Linked DNA regions of Homo sapiens: region 2 is linked to region 1. Evidence: chromatin contacts called from ENCODE Hi-C or POLR2A ChIA-PET data. All regions are on one chromosome and are shown on one strand. The core of a region is the stretch at or near the end of the contact, and the rest is flanking DNA. Distances in the headings are between cores, read along the strand shown.

Region 1 (6,544 bases), core at 2,879-5,378:
GCAGTTACCTTTGTTCCCACGGGCTCCATAGTCTGGTGATGGGGGTGGGGGCTGGAGTGAGCAGGCATTTCCCAGTCTTAGAACTCCAGCTTCAGCCTTCAGCCTTCTCCAATTGCCCACATGGCACAGGGGCTCTCTCCAGGGTCTTTCCCGTGCCTCAGCTGTCTATTGCAACAGCAACGGGTTTTTTGGTATTTGAGATGATCAAGTTGGTTCTAAAATTTAGCTGGAGAAGTAAAGGAATTGGAAACAAACAAAACAATCTTTAAAAAGAAGAATGAAGTTGGAGTCTCACAATACTTAACTTCAAAACCTCCCATAATGTCACAGTGACGCTGTGTTTGCATTAGGAAGCGGCATACAGACCTGCGGAGCGGGACACAGGAAGAAACTCGCCATCGTGTCGGCTGATTCTCATTAAAAACACCAGTGATTTCAGTGGGATAAGCACGGTTTGTTTGTTTGTTTGTTTGTTTATATCGAGACAGAGTCTCACTCTGTCACCCAGGCTGGAGCGCAGTGCTGCAGTCTCGGCTCACCGCAGCCTCTACCTCCCGGGTTAAAGCGATTCTCCTGCCTCAGTCCCCTGAGTAGCTGGGATTACAGGCGCCCCCCACCATGTCTGGCTAATTTTTGTATTTTTGGTAGAGACAGGGTTTTGCCATGTTGGCCAGGCTGGTCTTGCACTCCTGACCTCAGGTGATCTGCCCTCCTTGGCCTCCCAAAGTGCTGGGATTCCAGGCGTGAGCCACTGCGCCTGGCCAGGAAGGTCTTTTTATCAAATGCTGCTGAAACAATTGGATGAAAATGTGAAAAAATGGATCTCAACTCCTACCTCACATTACACGCAAAAATTAGCTTGAGATCCATCATAGAACTAAATATAGAAACTAAAACTCTAATGCTTCTAAAGGAAATGCTAGGAAAAAGGGTTTTCAAAGAGGTCACAAGAAAGCACTAGCTGTCAAAACAAATGTTAACGTGGACTTCAAAATCAAAAACATTTCCATATAAAAAGTTCAGATAACAATAAGGCAAGTCAAATACTAGAAAATTATATACAATATATATATTCTACATATATATATTATATACACACATATACACATGTATATGAAATATATATGTAAATATATATACGTACATATGGCAAAGCACTTCACATATTCATTCTTGATATAGAATTTATGAAGAGTTCCAACAACTCAATAACAAAAAGACAAAAAAAAATCACAATAAAATGGGCAAACAATTTTAGCAAAACTTTTTAACAAGAAAGATGTGCAAATGTCCAATAAGTGCAAGAAAGAATCCTTGCGAACATTAGTCATCAGAGAAACACAGGTCAAAATGCACACGAGATGCGATTTTACACCCATCCGATGCCTCACATTTGAAAAGCCGCTGGCTGGTACTGACAGGCCTGGGGCAGCGGACACTCTCAGGCATTGCTGGGGAGGGGGAAAGCAGCATGAGCATTTGGAAAGCTGTCTGTTTCTTAGCAAGTTAAGCATACACTACTCTATGGTCTAGCAAGGCCAGTCCTCAATATTTGACCAAAAAATTAAAACTAAAAACATGAATACGGAAGGACTGGAAGGCATGATTATGTGTTATTCATCATCGCCCCAAACTGTGAACGATTCAAATATGTATGAACGTGAGAACGGGGGAACGCAGTGGAGAATATTTTTACATGGAATAAGGGGGGCCCCACCCCTCATATTTTCTTATGCCCAATTTCTGTCTCCAAAGAAAAAAGAAGTAAAAACTAAATCCACAGGCAGACAGCCCGGTGCCACACCCTGGGCCTGGTAGTTAAAGATTGACCCCTGACCTAATCGGTTATATTATCTATAGATTCCAGACATTGTATGGAAAAGCATTGTGAAAATCCCTGTCCTGTCCTGTTCCGTTCTGATTGCCGGTGCATGCAGCCCCCAGTCACGTACCCCCTGCTTGCTCAATCGATCACGACCCTCTCACACAGACCCCCTTAGAGTTGTAAGCCCTTAAAAGGGACAGGAATTGCTCACTTGGGGAGCTTGGTTTTTGGAGACCTGAGTCTGCCAATGCTCCCAGCTGAATAAAGCCCTTTCCTTCTACAATTCAGTGTCTGAGGGGTTCTTGTCTGCGGCTCGCCCTGCTACAGAAACACTATGCGGTGATTACAAAAGAAGAAGAAGGCCAGGCGTGGTGGCTCATGCCTGTAATCCCAGCACATTGGGAGGCTGGGGCAGGTGGATCGCTTGAGCCCAGGAGGTCGAGGCTGCAGTGAGCCATGAGCGCACCACTCTGCACTCCAGCCTGGGTGACAGAGCAAGACCCTGTCTCAAAAAAAAAAAAAAAAAAAAAAAAAGAAGAAGAGCAAATCATTGACACACAGAATAACATCGTGAGGGAAAGAAACCAGAGTACATTTTTAATGATTTCATTTTTGCAACATTCAACAACAGGCACAACTGGTCAGCAGAGCTGTGCCTGGAGCGATGGGCAGGAAGGGAAGGCGGCGAAAGGGAAACTTCTGGGGGTGAAGCAGTTGGTCATGGTTGGAGTGATGGGCACACGAGTACATGTTTAGCGGAACTCATGGAATTGTACACTCAAAATATGTGCAGAGCCCAGGAGACCAAGGCTGCAGTGAGCTAGGATCACACCACTGCCCTCCAGCCCGGGCGACAGAATGCGACCCCGTCTCAAAAAAAAAAAAAAAAAAATGCAGCCCAAGCCTGGTGGCTCATGCCTGTAATCCCAACACTTTGGGAGGCCAAGGCAGGTGGATCACCTGAGGTCAGGGGTTCGAGACCAGCCTGGCGAACATAGTGAAACCCCGTCTCTACTAAAAATACAAAATTAGCTGGGTGTGGTGGTGGGTGCCTGTAATCCCAGCTACTTGGGAGGCTGAGGCAGGAGAATTGCTTGAACTCGGGAGGCAGAGGTTGTAGTGAGCTGAAATTGCATCACTGCACTCCAGCCTGGGTGACAGAGGGAGACTCAGAAAAAAAATTTTTTTTCACTGCATGTAAATTTTACCTTAATAAAAAATTAAAATTTGGCTGGGTGCAGTGGCTCACACCTGTAATCCCAGCACTTTGGGAGACTGAGGCGGGTGGTTCACCTGAGGTCAGGAGTTCGAAACCAGCCTGCCCAACATGGTGAAACTCTGTCTTCACTAAAAATACAAAAAAATTAGCCAGGCCTGGTGGTGGGCGCCTGTAATTCCAGCTACTGGGGAGGCTGAGGCAGGAAAATTGCTTGAACCCAGGAGGCAGAGATTGCAGTGAGCCGAGATTGCGTCACTGCACTTTAGCCCTGGTGACAAGAGCGATACTCCTTCTCAAAAAAAAAATATTAAAATTAATCTTTTAGAAAATAAAAGTGTGTTAGAGAGGTTGGCTAATCAAAATTTTTGTAGCCTTCAAGAAGAATAAACTTGAAGAATATCCATTGATTTGTAGAATTTTTACAAAGAATTAATAGAGGAAAACTCAAAAGCATTAGAAAGGGTCCTGTTCCTCTGTTCCCTCTGTGAGCCCAGCTTGCCTGAAGGGAACGTGGGTCTAATCCGTGTCTGGAGGAGTGAGCCAAACCGCAGGAGGAAGAGGTAAGAAAGACAAAGGAGAACCAGGGCCACACTCAAATCCATGCTCTTCAAAACTTTGTTTTACAGATTTGACAAAATATTTATACTTGAAGTTTTTAAGCGGTGGAACCTATAGACAGCCTTTCTTTCAGCTTATTTTTTTAATTTTTATTTTATTTTATTTTTTACCAAATGACCATCCTTGATATAAACACCAATGCCAGGGGGTGGAGGGTCTGCATCGCTGAGGAGAGCCCTGAGCACCAAGGACAATGGTCCACCCTTCGGCCAAGCAACCACCGCCTCCCAGGCTCCTGGGACACCCACTGGAGAGGGAGCCCAGTGTCTTCTAACAAAGGGAAACACCTATGAGGAAGAGGCCAAATTTAGAAACCAAGGAAAGGACAGCTTGGCTTGAGCTGATGGTGGCTCATGGGATTGTGGAGAGATTAAAAATAACACTTGTGCATGTGAAATAGCAGAAACAACAACAGAAGTATTCACGTGTTCAGTATAAACACCTGGGCAGGAATATAAAGAGCCCGGGCTCAGAGAACTCCACACCTGCACACCTCCCTCTCACCTGCTCCTCTACCTGCTCCACCCTCAACCCACCAGAACCATGGGCTGCTCTGGCTGCTCTGGAGGCTGTGGCTCCAGCTGTGGGGGCTGTGGCTCCAGCTGTGGGGGCTGTGGCTCCGGCTATGGGGGCTGTGGCTCCGGCTGCTGTGTACCTGTCTGCTGCTGCAAGCCCGTGTGCTGCTGTGTGCCAGCCTGTTCCTGCTCCAGCTGTGGCTCCTGTGGGGGCTCCAAGGGGGTCTGTGGCTCTTGTGGGGGCTGCAAGGGGGGCTGTGGCTCCTGTGGAGGCTCCAAGGGGGGCTGTGGCTCCAGCTGCTGTGTGCCCGTCTGCTGCTCCTCCAGCTGTGGCTCCTGTGGGGGTTCCAAGGGGGTCTGTGGATTTCGTGGGGGCTCCAAGGGGGGCTGCGGTTCTTGTGGCTGCTCCCAGTGCAGCTGCTATAAGCCCTGCTGCTGCTCCTCAGGCTGTGGGTCATCCTGCTGCCAGTCCAGCTGCTGCAAGCCCAGCTGCTCCCAGTCCAGCTGCTGTAAGCCCTGCTGTTCCCAGTCCAGCTGCTGTAAGCCCTGCTGCTGCTCCTCAGGCTGTGGGTCATCCTGCTGCCAGTCCAGCTGCTGCAAACCCTGCTGTTCCCAGTCCAGCTGCTGTAAGCCCTGCTGCTGCTCCTCAGGCTGTGGGTCATCCTGCTGCCAGTCCAGCTGCTGCAAGCCCTGCTCCTCCCAGTCCAGCTGCTGTGTCCCAATTTGCTGCCAGTGCAAGATCTGAGGCTCTGCCCACAAACCTCAGTGGGTCCTACAGATCCGGGCTCTCCAGGAATGATTGCAGCTGTGTCCTGAATTCCTGAAGCACGTCTCTGAATCTGTCCTCCTCTGGACTAAGGCAGCCTAGCGTCCAGGGCTCAGTACTCAGCCGCTCAGCCTCTGAGGTCATGAGGGCTTCTGGCATGCTGGGTCCTGCCCATCAACCCTCCCGGAATCCCGTCTTCCTTTCCTGACCCCACCACTTCAACCTTCTCAGGGCTTCAAGATCCCACATCCCTGGGCCCCTCCTGTGAGCCTGCTGGAAACACGCTGACACTGGAATCCTCCGACCTGCTGCCGCCTCTCCCCGGTCCCCGCAACCTCCTGGCTCCTCCCCGCTTCGTCTTCATCCTGCCTGAGCTGCCACCGCTCCGATTGCTTTTGGAGTTGACCTAGAGGACTCGGAATTATTGGAGACCCCAGGATCCTCTCCTGAGGAGGAGGGGCGCCCAGTCTCCTCTTCTACCTCCGACCTGGCCCTGTTTCTTTCCCCAGGGCTTCGCCTTGTAAGTGCCTAGGCTAGATCTTCTAAATAAATACGATCTGCACCTCCCACGAGTTTGCATTGTGATTCTTTTGTTTCAACTTCTGTGTGATTAGAGAAATGTACACTTTCCACAGAGTTGCACTCCCAGGCATTTGGGAACCCCCCGTACCCTGCTGTGTGAGTTTGCTAGGGCTGCTCCACAAACCGTGTGGCTTAAGCAACAGGAGTGGATTGTCTCACAGTCTGGAGTCCGGAATCCGCCATCGAGGTGCCTCAGGGCCGGGTCCTCCTGAGGCCTCCCTCCGTGGCTTACTGATGCCGCCATCCCTATATCCTCACGTACTCATCCCTCTGTGTGTGTCTGCGTCCTCATCTCTTTGCATAAGGACACAGATTAGACTAGGGCCCACCCTACTCCATTAGGTCCATGTTTGAACTAATCACCCCTGTAAAGACCTATCTTCAAATAAGGTGCCATTCTGAGATACTGCGTTGAGGACTCCAACATATGAACCAGGGGGCACAACTCAGCCGTGGCATCCACTTGGCTTGGGGCGTCTCCGTCTTTCCCATCTTCCAGGATACAGAATTGGGAGGCCCCTTGGGCTTCTCTCCCCCACAAGTCGCCAAATCCCTCAGCATCTCCTGGAAGGCTTCCTACAGACATCTATTTCCTGCCTCCTTGTGACACCTCCCTACACAGACTTCTGATTCAGGTGCCCACCTGTCCCTTCCCTGCTGCCTCTGTCAGCTGGGGCTGCCAGAACAAAACCCACAGAGTAAGCCTGGAAGACGGAACAACAGACACCATTTCTCCCAGTTCCGGAGGCTGGAGGGCCTAGACCAAAGTCCAGCATGTTCGACTCATGGGGAGGGAAGGCAGGAGCTGGCGGAGGAGGAGGTGGGCTGCAAGGCTGGAGCCCCCAGACCCAGGCGTCTGTAACAGCAGAGCGCTGGAGGCTGCTCGGGAAGCCACCGTCTCACAGGATGGTAGGCAGTGAGTGCCTGGCGGAACTGCGACAAGAAAGTGAAAACTCAACAACACGGAAGTTTCAGAAATTGCTTCTGAGTTTCTGTTTCGGTAGTAAGGTTGACTAGAC
Region 2 (7,244 bases), core at 4,359-6,858, about 70 Mb before region 1:
AGGACCCGCAGGACTTGGCAGGATCATCAGAGCCTGGAGGGCAGGCAGCTCTGGTCAGGACTTCCAGTGATGACCGCAGGGGGTTCCAGCCACGGGGGCTGGTGATGGGAGCAGCTCTCTGCAAGCGCGTAAACACACTCTCACACTCACACACACACACCCCTACACTGACTCGTACACTCACATGGACTCACACACTCATACACACATTCTCACACACACTCACACCCCTACACCAACTCGTACACTCACATGCATTCACACACTCATACACACACTCTCAGACTCACTCACACACACACACTGACACACCCCTACACCGACTCATATGCTCACATGCACTCACACTTATACACTCAATCTCACACTCACACTCACACACTGACACACTCATGTACCTGCTCATACACTCATGTGCACTCACACACTCATGCAAATCCTCATGCATATTTGCACACACACTCACAGTCATACGCATACTCATACACATATTCTTTGACACACACACTCATGCACTCACATGCACACATTCAAACACAACCCCCCATACACCCTCCACACACTTCTTTGGTGTCCGAGGGCTTCAGACTCTCACAGCTTGAAGAGGAGACACGCATCTCTGCTGAGCGAGCCTCTCTCCTCTGATTAGTAAACGGCGGCTCTGAACGGGGTCTGGCCTCTTCCAAGAAGCAGGTGGTTTTTTGGCAGAATCAAGGGGTAGCATGAATTTTCCCTGCTTGTTTTATCAAGACTTTAAAATACAAATCCCTTTAAAACAATCAGTGAACCACTTAAACCAATGCTAATATTATCCTGTGGGATTTATACAAAGTTCTGAGACCAATAAGGTGGGTCTCAATTCCCTTACTGTTCTGTCTGGCCAGTCCTGCTGCTGGAGTCACCCCAAAAGCTGTGGCAGGGGAGTAATGCAGGGACAGCCCCAGCCCCTCCAGAGAGGGGGTCAGTCAAGAGCATTTGTCAGGGGAGGTCAGGAGGGCTGTGTCCCTTCCCCTCCCTTCATCTTTTTCAGAGGATGCCAGCCAAGGCCACAACGCCAGAGGGGGCAGATGTAGGCACATCTGAGCCACAGTCACAACTGAGAGAAGGGGGACACGCAGGCATGTCTGCAGCGAGGGCCCAGGCCGTGGAGCTCACATGGGGCTGTGAGGGGTTAGCCTCAGGGTCTGAGATAGCTTCTGCATGTTTAGCCACGTGTTTGAGATTTCACTGTTTTGGGCATCAACGTGAACACCTTTCTCAGTGTTCAGGGCCTGGGAATGTTCACAGCACAGCGTGGCTTCAAGCCTGCTGGGAAAACGTGCAGCTGGCCAGGTCACAGGGTGGGCAGGACACAGAAAGAAGTGGGTCCTGGAGGACTCTGCACTGGCTCAGGAACAAGGGAGCCCCCCTTCCCTCCTCCTTTCTCTCTATGCCTCTCCCAGCCCTTCGTCCATCCAAGCAGTCACCATGCTTGAAATTCTACTCCCAAAGCTATTTTTAGAGTTGGCTGGTCTCTTCCCTGTCATGCTGCGTCTCAGACCCTCTCACATCTGCCCCGCTCGGCCTTCTCGCCACCTGGCTGTGGAGGACCTCAGTTACCCCTCCACCCTATCGTAGGGGCTCCCCAGCTCCCGTCCAAGCACCCCAAGGCCAGGCGCCACGCTGCGTTCTTCTCGCGCTCCTGGTGCATGCAGTGGTGCTTAGCAAACTGTGCCGCATGAAGGAGTGGATCACCCAACAGCCTGATGTGATCAGGAAGCGCAAAGAAAGGGGGTGCTTTAGGGCCAGGAGGGAGGTTGAAAGGCTCATTCAAAAGGAACAGCAGGAAAAGGGCCACACTGAAAACAGGACTCGTGAGGGGAAGGGATCGCTTATTCAAAGGACTCACAAGGTCAAGGCTCAGAATTTGCAGAGCCCAATAGACAAATTGCAACAGGAGCTTTCCTTGGGACCATGCCTGGGAGGAGAGGGTTTAGAATGTCAGGGTAGAGAGAGGTGGTGCAAGAGAGGAAGCAGGAGCGGTCTCATGCACCATGACAGCCACCCATGGTGAGATGAGGGTGGTGAGGGGTTGTGCCCCGCACAGGGCCTGTGTAGGCTCTTCCTGTTCCAAATACTGCTGCTCCAACATTCTAGAAAACAGTCACCCCAGGGCTGTGATTCACGGCTTTATGCTGATACATTGGTCTCTGTCTGGAGCATGTGGATGAGAGCCAATATGGCTGTGTGTTAAAGATCAGATCTTGTACTGACAGCAAATAGGGACACAGCAGCTGGACTTGGAGCAGCAGGACCTGCAGCAGCTGGACTGGGAGCAGCAGGGCTTGCAGCAGCTGGACCGGGAACAGCAGGACTTGCAGCAGCTGGACCGGGAACATCAGGACTTGCAGCAGCTGGACCGGGAGCAGCAGGGCTTGCAGCAGCTGGACTGGGAGCAGGTTGATTCACAGCCTGAGGAGCAGCAGCAGAGTTTGCAGCAACTGCACTGAGAATGTTGCCCAGTATGAAGTGCAGTGGCGCAGTCACAGGTCACTGCAGCCTCCACCTCCTGGTCTCAAGTAATCCTCCTGAGTAAACAAGACTACAAGTGGGTGTCACCATGCCCAGGTACTTAAATTTTTTTTTTTTGTAGAGATAAGATCTCTCCTTATTGTCCAGGCTGGATTTGATCTCTTGGCCTCAAGTGATCCTCCTGCCTTGGCCTCCCAAATTGCAGGGATGACAGGCATGAGCCACCACATGCAGCCTCTTTTATGTCTGGTATCATTTCCTTTCATTGTTCATTAGCTCCTTTGGAAACAGTACGCTACCACTGTGATCTGTTTCACAGCAGGCTTCCTAGCTTTCTTTTATTGCCTATAGGGACTTACTGAGGGCCCTTGCACCCACTCTCCACTGGAGAGAGGAAAACCTTCCCCATTTCAGGAGCTGAATTCAAAATTCATGCTGTGCTTTTCCAGCACACACCTGTTGGCTCTTTTGAGGTTCCCCTGTATTCGGCTCTGTTAGATGTTTCTTTGCTTTCTCCTACACAGACACTGAAACCCTGGGGGACTGTGGCTCTTGTAAATTTATCCCCACCTTCTTGGACTTTGAGGTTCACTTGTTTTTTTTCTTGAGACACTATCTCACTTTAGGTTGCTGAGGCTGGATCCCAGGGGTGCGATCACAGCTCACTGCAGCCTCAAACTCCCAGGCTCAAGCCATCCTCCCACCTCAGCCTTCCACGTAGCTGAGGCTACAGGTGTGAGCCACCATGCCCAGCTTACCTGGTTTTGTTATGTCTCCAGCATGCATTTTCGGTTTTGTTACCTAGTTGCTCGGTGTCCTGTGGGTTGTGGGAATGTACAGGGCCCATATGTAATGAACTCTGCGTTCATGTCTGCTGTCACCTTCTGGAGTTTCCCAGTTTGGATTTTTGAGTGAACTGTCTTAAGCAGCATTTCCTTTTAACGTCGTGAAACTAACGATAGCCATGTCCCCTAGCAAGATGCACCTTTGACACACTTTTATTCCCTTTCCTAAATGTGGCTGAATTAATCTAAGCCTTTATTTCTAGATTATTTCATTTTTCCTTACATTGCATCTCTTTTCTCTCAGAAATTTGTCTTGGAAATTCCCACTCTGCTCTTCCCCGGCAGTATCAGCAGTCGCTTAGATCTGTGAGTGTTCTGTGGGAGCTCATTTCTCACCAGCACTCCCTGTGTGCTGTCTTCCCTCCACCTTTTCCCTCCGGGTTCGCTTGGCTGGAGATTGTCCTCAGATCACTCTTGTCTCCTCCTCCCCAGTGCGTGATTTCTAAAGCCTTGCCTGTGACACTGGTCAGAGAACAGGCTCAGCGTGGTGGCATGTCACCATGAAACAGATGGACTTGGCTCAGGGTCCCCAAATGTGTCACTTCCCAGGAACTCTCCTTTCCTGCCGGGAGACTGAGCTCCGAGGACACCTTGGGCCATTCTGTAACTTCCTGGTTACCTTTAGTTATGGAAAGCCGTTGACCTCATAATTGTAAAAGGCTAATTGAATGTTTGAATCAGAGTGCGTTGGAGCTCAGCGGTGCTTCACTCCTCCCTCCTCCGACCTTGCCCTGCCTGGGGTCCTTCCGAGGCCCCAGAGGAGAGCGGGAAGCTGGAAGCCATGGGTCTTGTGCAAAGCCCTGCTTGGCTGGTCGTCAGGACTCAGGGCCTGCCTGCCCCTCTGCGCCTCTAGGGCGGGCATTGAATGCTGAATCCTCCCGGGCTTTGCCCTCTTCTCCTGCGAGCAGAGACTGAAGATATTTGAGGCTGAGAGGAGGACAGAAGGGAATGGCAGGTTTTTTTGTGAATGTACCAGGCCTGCTGGCAGGCGTTTCCCAGCTTAGCTGACAGATCAGAACGCAGAATCAGTCACTGCACAGGAAAGGGGTTGGACAGAATTGCACCAAGCATGCAGCTGATTTACAGACATGAGAGGCTTTATTGTAAGGAAATTCATTCATTACTTTGTTATTGTTTTTAAATAGATGGAGACAACAGGAAGGAAGGAGACCTTCCTGGTCACAGGTGGCCACTGGAGAACAGGCAGCGAGCGGCCCTGGAGGATCCAGGGTCCCAATGGTGGTTGAGAAGCTGGTTCTTAGTGATCACTGAGCAACATTGGCCTGGCCTTGTGGGGTCAGACCTTGCATCTCAGTCAGCCGAGGGAGAAGAAGAAGATGGTCCACACCCAAGTGCAGGGAACACCATGGCAGTTGGCTGGGTGCCCGCGTCCAGGCAAGGCCACCTCCTGCATCAAGGAAACATGCATTTCCGGAGTGAGGAGGCTGAAGGCAGGGCCCAGTGGAGAGCTGAGCCATGGAAGGAGGTGCGTGCATGGATGATGAGCTGGAGAAGGGGCAGGTGCCTCAGGGAGGATGCGTGGGATGAATTAATTCAGGGAAATCATAACAAATGCTTTCACCAAACAGGTGAAACCTGAAGGTCTGGGTTCAGAGCCTCAGATCTTACACTGGCAGCACACGGGGACACAGCAGCTGGACTGACAGCAGCAGGGCTTGCAGCAGCTAGACTGGCAGCACACGGGGACACAGCAGCTGGACTGGCAGCAGCAGGGATTGCAGCAGCTGGACTGGCAGCAGGATCCACAGCCTGAGGAGCAGCAGCAGGGCTTACAGCAATTGCACTGGGAGCAGCCACAAGAACCACAGCCCCCCTTGGAGCCCCCACAGGAACCACAGCCACCTTTGGAGCCCCCACAGGAGCCACAGCCCCCCTTGGAGCCCCCACAAGAACCACAGCCCCCCTTGGAGCCCCCACAGGAGCCACAGCCCCCCTTGGAGCCCCCACAGGAACCACAGCCCCCTTTGGAGCCCCCACAAGAGCCACAGTCCCCCTTGGAGCCCCCACAGGAGCCACAGCTGGAGCAGGAACAGGCTGGCACACAGCAGCACACGGGCTTGCAGCAGCAGACGGGCACACAGCAGCTGGAGCCACAGCCCCCACAGCCAGAGCCATAGCCCCCACAGCCGGAGCCACAGCCCCCACAGCCGGAGCCACAACCCCCACAGCCGGAGCCACAGCCTCCGGAGCAGCCACAGCAGCCCATGATTCTGGTAGATTGAGGGTGGATCAGGTAGAGGAGCAGGTGAGAGGGAGGTGCAGGTGTGGAGCTCCCTGAGCCCGGGCTCTTTATATACCTGTCCAGATGTCAGGCAGGACACAGGGTCCCTTTCTTGTGACTGTTTACATTATTTTTCCAGAGCTCTGTTTTTTTCCTTTTTGCTAGTGACTTCCTCCTGGCTCAGTTGAGCATCTACTTTCTTTGTATGCTAAATTTGTCTTTTTCCCCGTTTGTTTTGGCCCCTATAATTAAAACCTCAACTCCAGGCTGTCTGGTACTTCTTGCAAAGCTCCAGGGTGCTGGTCACCTGCTCTCTGCTGACCACATGTGACCAATGGGCAACAGCCTCTGCCCACATGCTCTCATCTTTCCTGTGTTAACTCCCCCAGTAATATTAATTTTACATTTTCAGATTTCAAAAGTTATCCATGGTCTTTATATTTTACTCATACCAGTCTCAGCTTTCTGGGTGTGTTAGACCATTCTTTGCATTGCTCTAAAGAAATACTTGAGGCTGGGTAATTTATAAAGGAAAGAGGTTAGAATGGCTCATGGTTCTGCAGGCTGCACAAGCATGGCACCCACCTCTGCTCAGCTTCTGGGGAGGCCCTCAGGGAGGTTTTCCTCATGGTGGAAGGCGAAGCAGGAGTAGGCACGCCACATGGTGAGAATGGGAGCAAGGGGTGAGGAGGGGCCACACACTTGCGAACAACCAGATCTGAGTGAACACACTCATCGCCAAGGAGATGGCGCTAAGCCAGTTATGAGGGATCCGCCCCCATGACCTAAACACCTCCTTGCAGGCCCCTCCTTCAACACTGGGGATTACATTTCGACAAGAGATTTGGAGGGGACAGCCCAACTATGTCATTATCCCCCTGACCCCTCAAATCTCATGTCCTTACATCACAAAATAGGATCATCTCTTCTCAACAGTCCTCTCAATGTCTTGACTCATTCCAACATCAAGTCTGAAGTCCCAAGTCCAAGTTCCTTCTACCTATGAACCTGTGAAAATCAAAATACATTATTTACTTACAAGATGCAATGAGGGTAGAAGCATTGGGTAAACATTCCCATTCCAAAAGGGAGAAGTCAGCCCAAAGGAAGGGGCTACGGACCCCATGCATGTCTGAAATCCAGCAGGGCAGCCATTAAATCTTAAAGCTCCAAAATAATGTCCTTGGACTCCCAGTCCCACATCCAGGGTACACTGGAGTGAGGGGTGGACTCCTAAGGCCTTGGGGAACTCCACCCTCGTGACTTTGCAGGGTTCACCCCCTGCAGCTGCTCTCATGGGTTGGAGTTGGGTGCCTGCAGCTTCTCCATGCTCAAGATGCAAGCTGTCAGTTGCTCTACCATTCTGGGGGCTGGAGGATGGTGTCCTCCTTCCCACTGCTCAGTTAAGCAGTGCCCCTGTGGGGATCATTTACACAAGTAAAAGATCCTTCCCCACCCCTCACCCCTGTGGTGATATCTGTGCCCTTGTTCTTCACAGGGCACCCCAGTGGGGTGTGTCCCATGCACCCGCTTCCAGCCACCCTCCTCTTTCTAGCTCACTTTCTCCAGTGCTTTCATTCCACCAGAACTCTTGGTGCATTGATACAACCACGGCTTCACTGATCCCCAACCTCTCTGATACCTCT

The links. Hi-C counts contacts between places; a loop is a spot of excess contacts on that map. ChIA-PET counts read pairs that join two places held with the same protein, here RNA polymerase II (POLR2A).
Region 2: a map of GM12878 shows a loop between it and region 1 (168-fold over the local background). The contact joins the promoter of KRTAP5-10 here to the promoter of KRTAP5-3 in region 1. A Hi-C loop is called at or near these places in 11 of 168 maps with a recorded cell type or tissue (GM12878, GM13976, HL-60/S4 and 6 more). POLR2A ChIA-PET finds 5 or more read pairs at or near these places in 1 of 52 experiments (Panc1).

Annotation. Positions count from the first base shown.
Region 1 is chr11:1,606,047-1,612,590 of GRCh38, reverse strand. It overlaps KRTAP5-3 (keratin associated protein 5-3), which reads left to right and starts at 4,128. Exons shown (of 1, transcript NM_001012708.2): 1 at 4,128-5,026. The coding sequence starts at 4,206. The coding sequence ends at 4,922.
Region 2 is chr11:71,563,927-71,571,170 of GRCh38, reverse strand. KRTAP5-10 (keratin associated protein 5-10) reads right to left here and starts at 5,608. Exons shown (of 1, transcript NM_001012710.2): 1 at 4,436-5,608. The coding sequence starts at 5,583. The coding sequence ends at 4,975. It also overlaps the pseudogene KRTAP5-13P. RefSeq lists an enhancer at 4,406-5,221.